2 separate regions of the Mus musculus genome follow, and region 1 is linked to region 2. The links are chromatin loops, found by intact Hi-C in ENCODE. Cell type or tissue: left cerebral cortex. All regions are shown on one strand. Each heading gives the region's core, and the rest is flanking DNA. Links, peaks and the distances in the headings are about the cores only.

Region 1 (5,576 bases), core at 291-5,290, 230 kb after region 2:
CTACTAATAATAGCAACCTAAGAGGTGTTTTTCTCCCTCTCTCCTAGGGACTATACCATAAATGTAACAAAAGGACTCAATATTATTGTTCTAATTAAATTTTGGTCTAGATTTGAGCTGAATAGTATGGCAGTAGCTAGCTGAATGTAGTTAGGGAATGAATATTAGACATGTTACTGGTAGACATGCTACCCGGGTAAAATTAACTGAATTTCAAGGGCTAAGTAGGAATAAGAAAATAAAAAATATTACATTCATAATTTTTATTATATATTTAAAAGATATTTCACATCTACTGGTTTAAATGACTTATTAAAATTGTTTCTTTTTGTACTTTCAAATGTAGCTAACAGGAAATTTAAAATTATGTATATGGTTTGAAATAGATTCTACTACATAGTGCTGAATATCAGAGGAAGTTTACAGTCACTGACGGGACCCTAATCCAAAATGAATCAGAATTTGGAAGGCAGGATACCAATACGTGCATTTTCAAGGTACCCCTTAAATAATTCCAACCATCCTTAAAACAGAATGAAAGAAAAATATTGAGGCTAGAAAAATTAGCTAAGCTTTTTAAAAAGGTGACCAGGTTTATTGTAAGTCTTCAGCCATTGTTCAGCTGCCAGGAGAAAGACTCCAAATCCTTGGAGTTTCCCAAGCACTGGGAGAGTATTTTGTTATTCATGCATCCTATCTGAGCTTATGCTAAGAGGTCACATGACTCCAGATAGAAGCTAGTCACTAGAAACACCAACTATGTGCTTAGAGGGTTACGGCTTTATGCTAACCTGACCTCTGGGGAGGAGAGATTGAGTACATTCGTGTGGCCTATGATTTGCTCAATCGTGCCTATGAAATGAAACCTTGATAAAAACCTGACACAAGCTTGTTGGAGTTTCCTGGCTAGTGAACACATTGATGTGCTGAGAATGTGGCGTGCCTGGATTCCGCAGAAAAAGAACAAAGAAGCTGCATCTGAAGCCCTCCCACACTTCCCTCCATATGTTTTATTTGCCTGGTTCTGATCTATATTCTCTATAATACAGCTAAAATAAAGCACAATGGCCACACTATAACCCTAGCAGGCACAAGACTGAGACAGGAGGACTGTGAATTGGAGGGGGGAGGGGCAGGCAGCCTGAGTTACATAGTGAGAGCCTGTTCAACAAACAAAAATTTGATAGAACTGCAAATAAAATTGTGAAGCTTATTTATTCAACGAGAAGCTGTAGAGACTACCAGCTCTGTAGAGCACTGGACAAAACTGTGGGCGGCCTGGGGCTGCTCCATGGGGGGGTGAGCACTTATCTGATAGTTTTGATCAAACCAGATTTTGGGTAGAAATCAAAATTAAATTATAGTACATCAATTGGTATCAGAATATGTTTATAATTTCAAATATTATAAATATATATATATATATATATATATATGCAAATATAAAATCTTACCCAATGTTAAATCAAGTAGCAAATCTGTAACTTTCTGAATAAGATTTTCGTTGAAATTAAATATATCCTTCCATGATCGAATGTTATCATCTGATCATAAACTAAAAATGGCTTTAGAGCTTAAAAAAATTTACACATTTTATAGACTTGAGGGTTGGGGTGTGTGTGTGCACATGCTTGCCTGCCTCTTCCTCCTCAGCATGGGGTTACAAATGCATGCCCTGTACCTGTCTTTAATGTGGGTGCTAGGGATCTAAGCTTGGGTCCTCATCTTTGTGTGGTAAGAGCTTTACTGACTAAGCCACTTCCCAGCAGTTTTTATGGTTTTCACAAAGATTATTTATCCTTACTTTACATTTATCTTTACCTGCATAGGTATAGAAATACCACTTCTATTAATAGTGATGGCATTCCTGCAGCTTTAATATTACCCACAAGATCAAGAAAAACATCAGGATCTATAGATTATACTTCTTTTCAAATCTGACCTTTATCCATAGGGGTATTTACATTATGGATGTTGGGAGGGACAAAAATATTTTGGATCCATGTCAGGATAAAATAAGATTGACCACCTTTATGTAGAAAGGTGAGCATGGCTTCTAAATGAAACAGTTAAGCATTTCAATTTCTAGTCAACTTTTTTCTCGAAACTAGACATACAGATTCAAACTGTAAAAGATGTGGCTACTGCGATGACTCAGACAATAAAGGTATTTGCCAGCCAAGCACGATGGCTGACCAGGCTCATTTCCTAGATCTACATGGTGGAAGGAGAGGATCAACTCCTGCAAGTTGTCTTTACACACACAGATACAGACACATAAATGTAAAAAGTAAGATAGGGTCAGAACAATTCAAAAGACCAGGGGAGCAATGTGGAAGGAAGTCAGGAGGAGCTCTGCAGGCTGACTACAAATCACTGCCACAGGAAAGAGGCAGGAGAAAAGCAGGAAAAAAGAGAGGTTGTCTTGAGAATTACAAAGCATTAAGTATAGCATGTAGTTCTCTACAATTATTCAAGGAATGCAGGAAAAGAAAGAAGACCTGATGTGGAGCCCGTATGTGCCACAAGTACTTCGCTGTTCGATGAAGGACAACCATTCGTTTCTAGAAAATGAGATTCTGAAATCCACAGAGGCAAAAATGTACTGAGAGATGCTTGCTAAATCAAGGATATATGCTTTTCTCTGCCAGCCACAAGACACTTTTTGAGGTGGAAAAGTGAAAGGATCATCTAAGACAAAGAAGAGACGTACTTTTCCTGAAGATGCCTCTGTTCATCTGCCGACCGCTGCTGGATCAACAGTGGCATCCAGTGGCCAACGCTCTCAGCACAGACTGCTTTGTCTCCAGAAAGGCCCTATTGCTTTGGGTGAAGTGGCAATTCAGAACAAAACCATTTCTGATGTCTATAACGAAGGATCCCCAAAGACATAGTGGTTTGTAACACCAGTGAAGGACCAAGGCAATAAAGAAGAAATGGAGAGGAGCAGGGTATGATTGGCTGTGGTATTTTTATTTCCTGTGGTCTTACTAAAAACAATAAAAATACAGGATGGGATGAACATATGTATGGCTTGGAGTTCTTGGAATTTCATTGCCACAGAATATTTTTAATAAGTATATAAATAAATTATTTTCATTTTAAACCCAAAGCAAAACAAATTTAAATATGCACATTTTAAAGGACTTAGGGAAAGAAAAATAATGGAACTAGATGGCCAATTAAGTCATTAATTTATATTCAAAAAGTCTGGCTCTCAAGTATGACTTTTAAAAAATGGCTGATGAAATTCCAACTGCTAAATTCAGGTGTCAGTGTTACGGGAGGCAAAGACTGGTCAGGTGGACCAGCCCACAGACAGCACAAGGGCAGGCCAAAGCAGAACTTGTACACAGGTTGCTGCCTGTTCAACCACTGCCTTATTTTGGAGTGGTAGGGAGGGTCTGGCAAGTCAAACGCTCATGGGGAAAGAAGAGAAGGAATAAAAAGAAGGTAGGAAAGAAAAGAGGGAGGGAGAGAGGGAGGAGGTTCTTTAATTACTTATACAAGCAAGAATGAACAAGATATCCCTGACCATCTGTCATAACTAAACCATACTGTATCTCCCCAGATGAAGACATAGGTATCAAGAAGCACCTCCTTCAGGGTTCATTCAAGTCTGCCCATTTGTTTACCTACATTTCTCGCTATAAGTATCAAGGAACTGGCATTTAGTGCCCCTCTTAATTGTACCTTACTAGGTCACTGGCTAGCTCAGGTGCATGTGCCAGCTCAACTCACCTGTTTGGATGGGATGTGGGCAGCATGAACTGAAATTCCACCACACAGGTGTTGTCCTTAAGCTGGCGGTGTTGTACGCTGTTGAGTTCATAGGCAATGTAAGCCCTTCGAACATACACCTGGTTAAAAAGTAATCCTCAGTAAATACACTTTGAAAACAGAAATGAAGACAATGGCTGCACCAAGGACGTCTTGAAAAGACACATCTGTTACCGAGATGGCAGTTTGCCGTGAGGTAAGAGGGTGCAAGACCCTTAAAGCTGGGGTTTTAATGTTTTACCTATGACTCTAACTACAGCAAAATAAAATGAAAACAAGGCAGCACCGCTGCATACCCAGGGGCATGGCAAACCTTTCCTATTACCCTAAACACTGGCAGTTTTAGCTTTAGCAAAAGACACCATACAGAATCATAACTACTAATTTATTAGCATAACGGTTCCAACAGAAGATTAGTGAGAAAAGTAAGAGGTGCTGATTCCAGGCTACATTGAGGAATTAAGAGGGAAAACAGAAAATCACTGTCATGGTCAACTTTTTATCTATCTTATACCCCTCCACCCATCTTAACTGCTCCAGGTCAGTATTGAAGCATTTCTATCCTCAACCATATGTAAAAGCAGGAGGCATAATGTAACACAACAACTCAAACTCACTAACCTGATTCAGTACTTAAAGAAACTGCAACAGACTGCATCTCTGCAAAACCCAGCAGCCCCCCACCCCAAACTTCATGTTCAGTTTGCCAAGCACATGCAATGCTACATGAGGTTCTGTCAGCATGAGAGGCACAGAAGGAGGCGTCGTATTAGACGACATGAAAGCCTGGAAAAACACCAAGATATTTCAAATATCTGATACTTTACATTTTACCCACAGAATACAAATAAAAATTATCTGAGAAAGCTAGCAACAGACTATGTGATCTTCTATTACATGAAATCATTGAAAACACATCTCCCTACTGCTTTCAAAATATATCTACTTGACAATGTTAAGAAATCATTCAGGGTCTGCAATTTTTGTGTTTAATGAGGTGGTGTGCTGTGATGCAAAAGTCTTTGGAGTCAAGCTGACCAAATGCAAACTCCTCTGGTTAATATGTGGTTTTCTTTGGCAAGTCCCCTGACCTCACAGCCTCGTTTGTGTTTGTTTGCTTACTTGTTTTTAACTTTATAAAGCAGCTGTAGGGTTAGATGAAAACATAAAGCACCCAAACCGCAGTTCACGGCAGAACTAATATTTGGCTCTAGTAACAAAACGGTACGGTAATATGTGCGGATCAACCATACAGCTTTCACTTATGCTACTGTGAGTCTTAACTCTTTCTAAAATGGAAAAATTCAAGTACCTGGACAGAATAGACTATTGGAAAACCTGGCAGCCGTTTCCCTATTATTTGACCCAGAAGCTGGCAATGAATGCAGATAAAACATCAGCTAAAGCACCTGACTCTGAGCATTCAGCATTTCAGAAGAAAAGAGGAAGAGAAAAGAACTGACAGCAGAACAGACATAAAAACCATGGAAAGGCCGTGTGACACACCAACACTCACCTCCAGAGCTGCCATCCTCACCACCTGGTTGCTGTGGTAAAAAAAGTTTGGGAGGACATCGAAAATAGATGTTTCCGAGAGGATGAGTTTCTGGAAGGCAAAAGGATATTGACGTTCTCAGTAAGATCTAAGAATTCTGCTGGTGAATGAGCATCATGGTTCTGGTTCTCCTTCCTGAGCTATTGTGGAGAACATAACACCTTGTCCCACAGGGCTGCCTTGAGGATTATATTGGTTAGACACGTAAAACTGTTAGAACTGTTTATTGAAATATACCAAT
Region 2 (5,576 bases), core at 293-5,292:
AGTTCAGGGAGCAGATAAGAGGGAGGTGAACCCCAAACCCCTGTCTTTTCTCCGCAGGGCAGATTGCTCACTTTTAAGCCCCTTTCTGCACAGCCCATCTGTTCACCATCCTACACTTAAGAGGTTGAAACTTCTTCCGGAAGCTCCACTGCCCTTTACTGGCCCTCCAAGTCCAGTAGCACTCCCCGCTGGAGTCCTTTACCTGCCATTCAAGAAAGAAGGAGCTCCTGAGCTTTGAGTGGTCTCTCCCTCGCTCATGTCTTCACTTCCCTTAATTGCATCTTAAGCTCTACCATTCTTCCTCTGTCCTCCCTTCCAGGAAGAAGATTCCTGGGGTAGGAAAGCAATTGGGAGGGTGGTGGTTGGGGTATATGTGACTACTTCCTAAAAAAAAAAAATGGGTTCCCAAGTCAGGAGCAGACAGGAGAGGGAGCATTGGTAAGCAGGCTCGGGGCACCTGTACCTTACACTGTTTGCTCAGATCTGCCTCACACAGGCCAACAGTGTCCTGTATGCACAACAGCTTCAAGGTGGGCTCTGCCCTGCTTCCTTTTCTCTTTCCACCCTGTTCTCCTCACCTTAAAGGGCAGGTTTCTAAGCACCTGAAATAATGAGGGAGGAGGATCTAGGAGAATAGAATTTACTAAGTGTGGGGTAGGAGAACATTTTTGTTCTCTGTGCCCAAGGCTACTGCACCTCATAGAGAACATGTTTTGCTATGGAGGCTCTAACACAGACTCGACTGCAAGCGCAGCGGAGAGGACCTTAAAGAACAAGCTCTCTAAACTACTCTCAGCCATACAGCAATTTTCTTCGCCTGAGTCTTCGCCTAGTCTGACATTCTTTGGCTCTCCACGTCTGAAAGGCTTTACCCTAAAACAGTTGCTTTTTTTTTTTCTATTGTCTAGGCTTGGTCATCTTCACTCAAGGACCAGTTAGGACAGGAACATGAGACATGCCACAAGAAAGTAGAAATCTCTTAAATTTCTTAAATTCGGAAATCTACCTGAATCTGAGGGTGTCTGAATTGTCTTCCAGTGGATTCTACTGGGGAGCTACCAGTTGCCTACGTTGCTGGCTTTGGGATCCAGCTGGCCTGGAGTATACTTAAAAAATGGCACTGGCCTGGGGACTTAGAACTGGAAGAGCTCCTGCTTAGTGTACAGAACACTCTGGGTTCAGCCCCTAGCTCTAAATAAACAGGGTGTAGTGGCAGGCACATGTCTCTAATCCCAGTGGAGACAGGAGGGTCAAGAAATTCAGGGTCATCTTCAATTACATGATGTGTAGGAGGCAAGAGACTGTCTTAACATACAAACAGGCATGGACACAGTGTCTATTATTCAAGTCGTTTTTTCTTTTTTTTTTTTTTCTGGATTCTTCTGAGGCAGCTTTCCTGTTATAGTAGATTCTAGGTCTCCATGGAGGAAGACCTCCAACAGATCAGTATAGACAGACCACTTTACACTCAAATTTGTCATTCCTCGGTGCAGTTCATGTTTCCTGCCCTTCTAGACTGGTCACTGTGTGGAGAGAGAGTCTAACTTACACATCCTATATTTCATCTAGCAGTGCTTGCCACAGTAGTGGGCGTCAAGGGATGCTCCATGAAAAGAAAAACGAATGCAAAGTGATGGCATAGCTTCATGGGCCTGGGTGCAATTACATTTATCACATTAAGGTCTTTGTGTATTTTGAGTCTGGCCATCTAATACCAGAACTGAGTGAAGGGTTTCTCTTCTCCCATCTTCACTAGTTTCGGGGGTCTGACTGAGTCACTCCATCTTTGAACAGAAAAGCTGTTAATATCAACGCTTCTGTAGTAGAGTAATTCTACCCCCCTGCCCCTCCCTGTGATTGCCCAGGCAAGAGGGTACAAGAAGCTACAGAAACAATCTTGATTTGTGGTACAACCATCGCGATTCCTAATTATTTCTATCAATAAAGATCGCACCTCGCCGCACACTTAACACACGCAGGCCTCTCAGATCCTGGCCCGAAGCTGTGTGCCTGGCCGCAGGCTCCTCTACCCTGAGAAAAGCCCCGTTTTGAGTCCCGGGTCTGTGCTTGCTCGAGTGTGTACCTGAGGTTTGAGAGGCTTATCCTTCACTCCCTTTCACAAACCAGCCAGCCACCAGCAGCCACAGCTACTTTACGCTTAATTCCTAAACCAAGCTCGCACAAAGCTCGAGGCGTTATTTCGTGCTTAGGGGACCCTGGCAGCTCAGAGCACAATCAACCTTTCTCGCTCCAAGCGGTCACGTGCTCCGGCGCGCTCCCGCGCCGCGCGTCCGAGGGGCCTCCGGCGCACGCGCGTTCGGGCGGCTCGCAACCCTGCCACGGTTTCGGGCGCCTGCGTCTCAGCTTAGCAGCCCAGTGGTGACGCGACGCCCCGCCCCTCCGGCGCGCGCGCGCCTCCCGGAAGTTGCCTACTGGGATTCTAAACGCCGCCTCCGCGAGGTCTCCGCCTTGAGTTGCCAAGTAGAGTCTGGGCCGTAGCGCCACTGCTGCGAGTGTCGGGCCGGGGGGCTCGGGCTGCAGTGCAGGTTCACGAGCGCAGCGCCGGCAGTGACCTGGTGACCATGGCGGCGCCGCAGCCCTTGGCTCTGCAGCTGGAACAGTTGCTGAATCCGAGACCGCGTGAGGCGGATCCTGAGGCCGACCCGGAGGAGGGTGAGGCCTGACTGGGGCTAACCACGTGCAGAGCAGTGGCTCCGACTTCAAGGGCCGCTGGTGCTTGGACCTGCTCGCCTTCCCTTTTCGCTGGGGGAAAATTGTCTCTTGGGAGGGTGGCGTGAGCAGTAATCCAGCATTCTAGACTCTGGGGGTGGGCGGGACATCAGGACCCTGGCGGGGAGTTGCAGGCAGCCGGCTGGCAGCAGTTTAGGATGCCACTTTTCTTGGTATTACCTTCGAAAGGAGAAAGAAGCCTGATGAGTTTCAGGTTTTTGTGTGTTTGAAACTGACTGCTTCTAAAATCTTCATGAGAATGAAAATGATTACCCGATGCTGTTTAGCCATGTTTATTTAGGCCTTAAGCCATTTGTCCACATTCTGATGACAGACTGATTCTTCATAAACCTGTTCTGAGACCGGCTGGGAGTAATTGTGCTTTAGACTTGGGTCAGGGAGGTGTGAGAAAGACAACTGGAGGGGTGTCATGAGTGTCTATAGCACCCAATGACTGTCACATATTGAGGAAGAATTAAGGACCCTGGGCATGTAGCCGATAACACTTGATGCACTGGATTTAATTTTCAGAACCTCTGAAAAAGAAAAACAATAAAAAACACCATGGAAAAGCAAGGAAGAATCAGATTTATACGTTCCTAGATTTATAAGTTCCAAGGCATAAAAACATGTCTCCTAGTAGTTGCAGGGAGTTAGCTCTCTGTTTAGAAATAGATAGCAATATGACAGCAGTCTCCTTAGAAACCAGAAGTCAACTCCCTATTCCTGTAAGTTAGTTATGTTATGTTATAGAGGACACAATGAATCAAGGGCTGGGGTGGAGCCCAGTACTAAGAGTACTCACCTAGTACAGGAAGGTGGGGTGTGGGGTTGAAATGGCTTAAGTGGGTTCCTGTTAAAGTATTTTTCTAACCTAAGATTCTATTTTTCTCCCTCCCCAACAGCCACTAGAGCCAGAGTGATTGACAGGTTTGATGAAGGGGAAGAGGAGAAAGATGATCTGGCAGTGAGTAGCATTAGAAAGTTGGCACCAGTCTCCCTCTTGGACACCGACAAAAGGTATTCTGGCAAGACCACTTCTAGGAAAGCTTGGAAAGAAGACCATTGGGAGCAGGCTCTGCCAAGTTCATCTGGTGAGTAGACATTTTCACCCCAAACTCTTCTCTTGGCTTAGTTCTGTATGGTTAAACTGTTTTGTTTCTGGATTCTTTCTGGAAGTCTGTGGGTCTCCACTTAATTTAGGAGAGACCATTGAATTGGTACTTGGAAGGGCCTTAGAGGTCAGCATGTTACTTTAAAAAGGATGCTAAAGGGCTGGAGAGATGGCTCCGTGGTTAAGAGCACTGACTGCTCTTCCAGAGGTCCTGAGTTTGATTCCCAGCAACCACATGGTGGCTCATAACCATCTGTAATGGGATCCGATGCCCTATTCCGGTGTGTGTGGAGACAGCTACATAAACATAAAATAAATAAATAATTCTTTAAAAAAAAAAAGGATGCTAAAGCCCAGTTAGGCTTTGTTTCCTGTTAGCGTTTTAGAGATGATAGAAACGTAGTGAGTTCGTGCAGTTGAATAGAGCACAATAACATGTTTGTTCTGTCATATAAGCTCCCACAGATTAACTGGAATGAAAGATGTGGCCTGGTATTTTTCTCTAGGTAACTCCTTTCCCCTTTTTTCCCCTTATAATTTAGATAACGAAGCATCTGATGAGGGAGGATCTGAAGATGGGGATTCAGAGGGCCTGGGCCTGGAGGAGATCTCAGAAGATGTTGACGAAGACTTAGAAGGTGAGGGCGAGGATAGTTCTTTTATCTCAGAATTAGGAGAGACTGAAGCAGGGGAATCAGGAGTTCAAGGCCAGCCTGAGCTACACAGTAAGTTCTGCACTAGCATGTGCTACACCTGAGACCCTGTCTTAAAAAACAAACAGACAAACAGAAACCTAACACTCGAGGTTACCAAGTTCAGGTTAGTGGCTCACCCTGAAATGAGGGGGAAACTGGGCAGAGCATAATGGGTATTGACAGAGCTGTGTGGTTAAAAAAGTTCACATGCCCATGGTGCGTTTTATATTTTGACTCTTTTTGTTTTTCAGGTCTTTTATTGATTTCCTGTGTATTAGTTACTCGTGAAACTGGCCTTTTGTCATTGTAAATGATAACATAATGCTTCCAATCTTTCCCGAGAAAGAATTAGCTTATAGTTTTTTTTTTTTTTTTTTTTTTAAACAGTGTGACTTTTTTTTTTTTTTAAGATTTATTTATTTATTATATGTAAGTACACTGTAGCTGTCCTCAGACACTCCAGAAAAGGCGCCAGATCTTGTTACGGATGGTTGTGAGCCACCATATGGTTGCTGGGAATTGAACTCATGACCTTCAGAAGAGCAGTCAGTGTTCTTAACCGCTGAGCCATCTCTCCAGCCCCCTAGCTTATAGTTTTAAGCAGTAGTACATTTCTCAAGGTGGAAGAAGTCTCTAGATATGGATATCGAGAGGATGCAATTTGTTTTAGGGAGGTCAGTGGAGCTATGTTGAGAATCTACTGATAATATCCAAGGATCTGTCATTCAGGTTATGATATGTATGATCCAGTCCTTGATATAGTTGGAGGAGCTTATCAGGCTTTGTCTACATAGTGTGTTTCAGGCTACCAGGACTCATGCTTTGTTTGTTTTCCTTTAGCATTTTAGAGATGATAGAAACGTAGGAAGTTTGTGCAGTTGAATAGAGCACAATAACATGATTGTTCTGTCATATAAGCTCCCACAGATTAACTGGAATGAAAGATGTGGCCTGATATTTTTCTCTAGGTAACTCCTTTCCCCCATTTTTTTTTTCCTCATGATTTAGACAACAAAATATCTGATGAGGGAGGATCT

Evidence for each region. Peaks named below come from ENCODE experiments on the same cell type or tissue, not always from the same donor. Only the 100,000 strongest peaks of a DNase experiment are listed, where the experiment ranks them.
Region 1: it touches region 2 in a loop (2.1-fold over the local background); 1 of 42 quality-filtered maps calls a loop at or near these places.

The regions. Positions count from the first base shown.
Region 1 is chr11:84,278,676-84,284,251 of GRCm38, reverse strand. Acaca (acetyl-Coenzyme A carboxylase alpha) reads right to left here. Exons shown (of 54, transcript NM_133360.2): 26 at 5,297-5,386; 27 at 3,742-3,860. Among named protein-coding and RNA genes, the nearest start is that of Acaca, 86 kb to the right of the region's middle. In left cerebral cortex, for the core only: a CTCF peak has its summit at 2,768; DNase peaks (open chromatin) are centred at 1,003 and 2,747.
Region 2 is chr11:84,510,389-84,515,964 of GRCm38, reverse strand. It overlaps Aatf (apoptosis antagonizing transcription factor), which reads left to right and starts at 2,464. Exons shown (of 13, transcript NM_019816.1): 1 at 2,464-2,673; 2 at 3,636-3,824; 3 at 4,387-4,482; 4 at 5,548-5,576. The coding sequence starts at 2,583. In left cerebral cortex, for the core only: no CTCF peak of the experiment used is centred there; a DNase peak (open chromatin) is centred at 2,333; H3K4me3 peaks cover 1,697 bases; H3K27ac peaks cover 751 bases.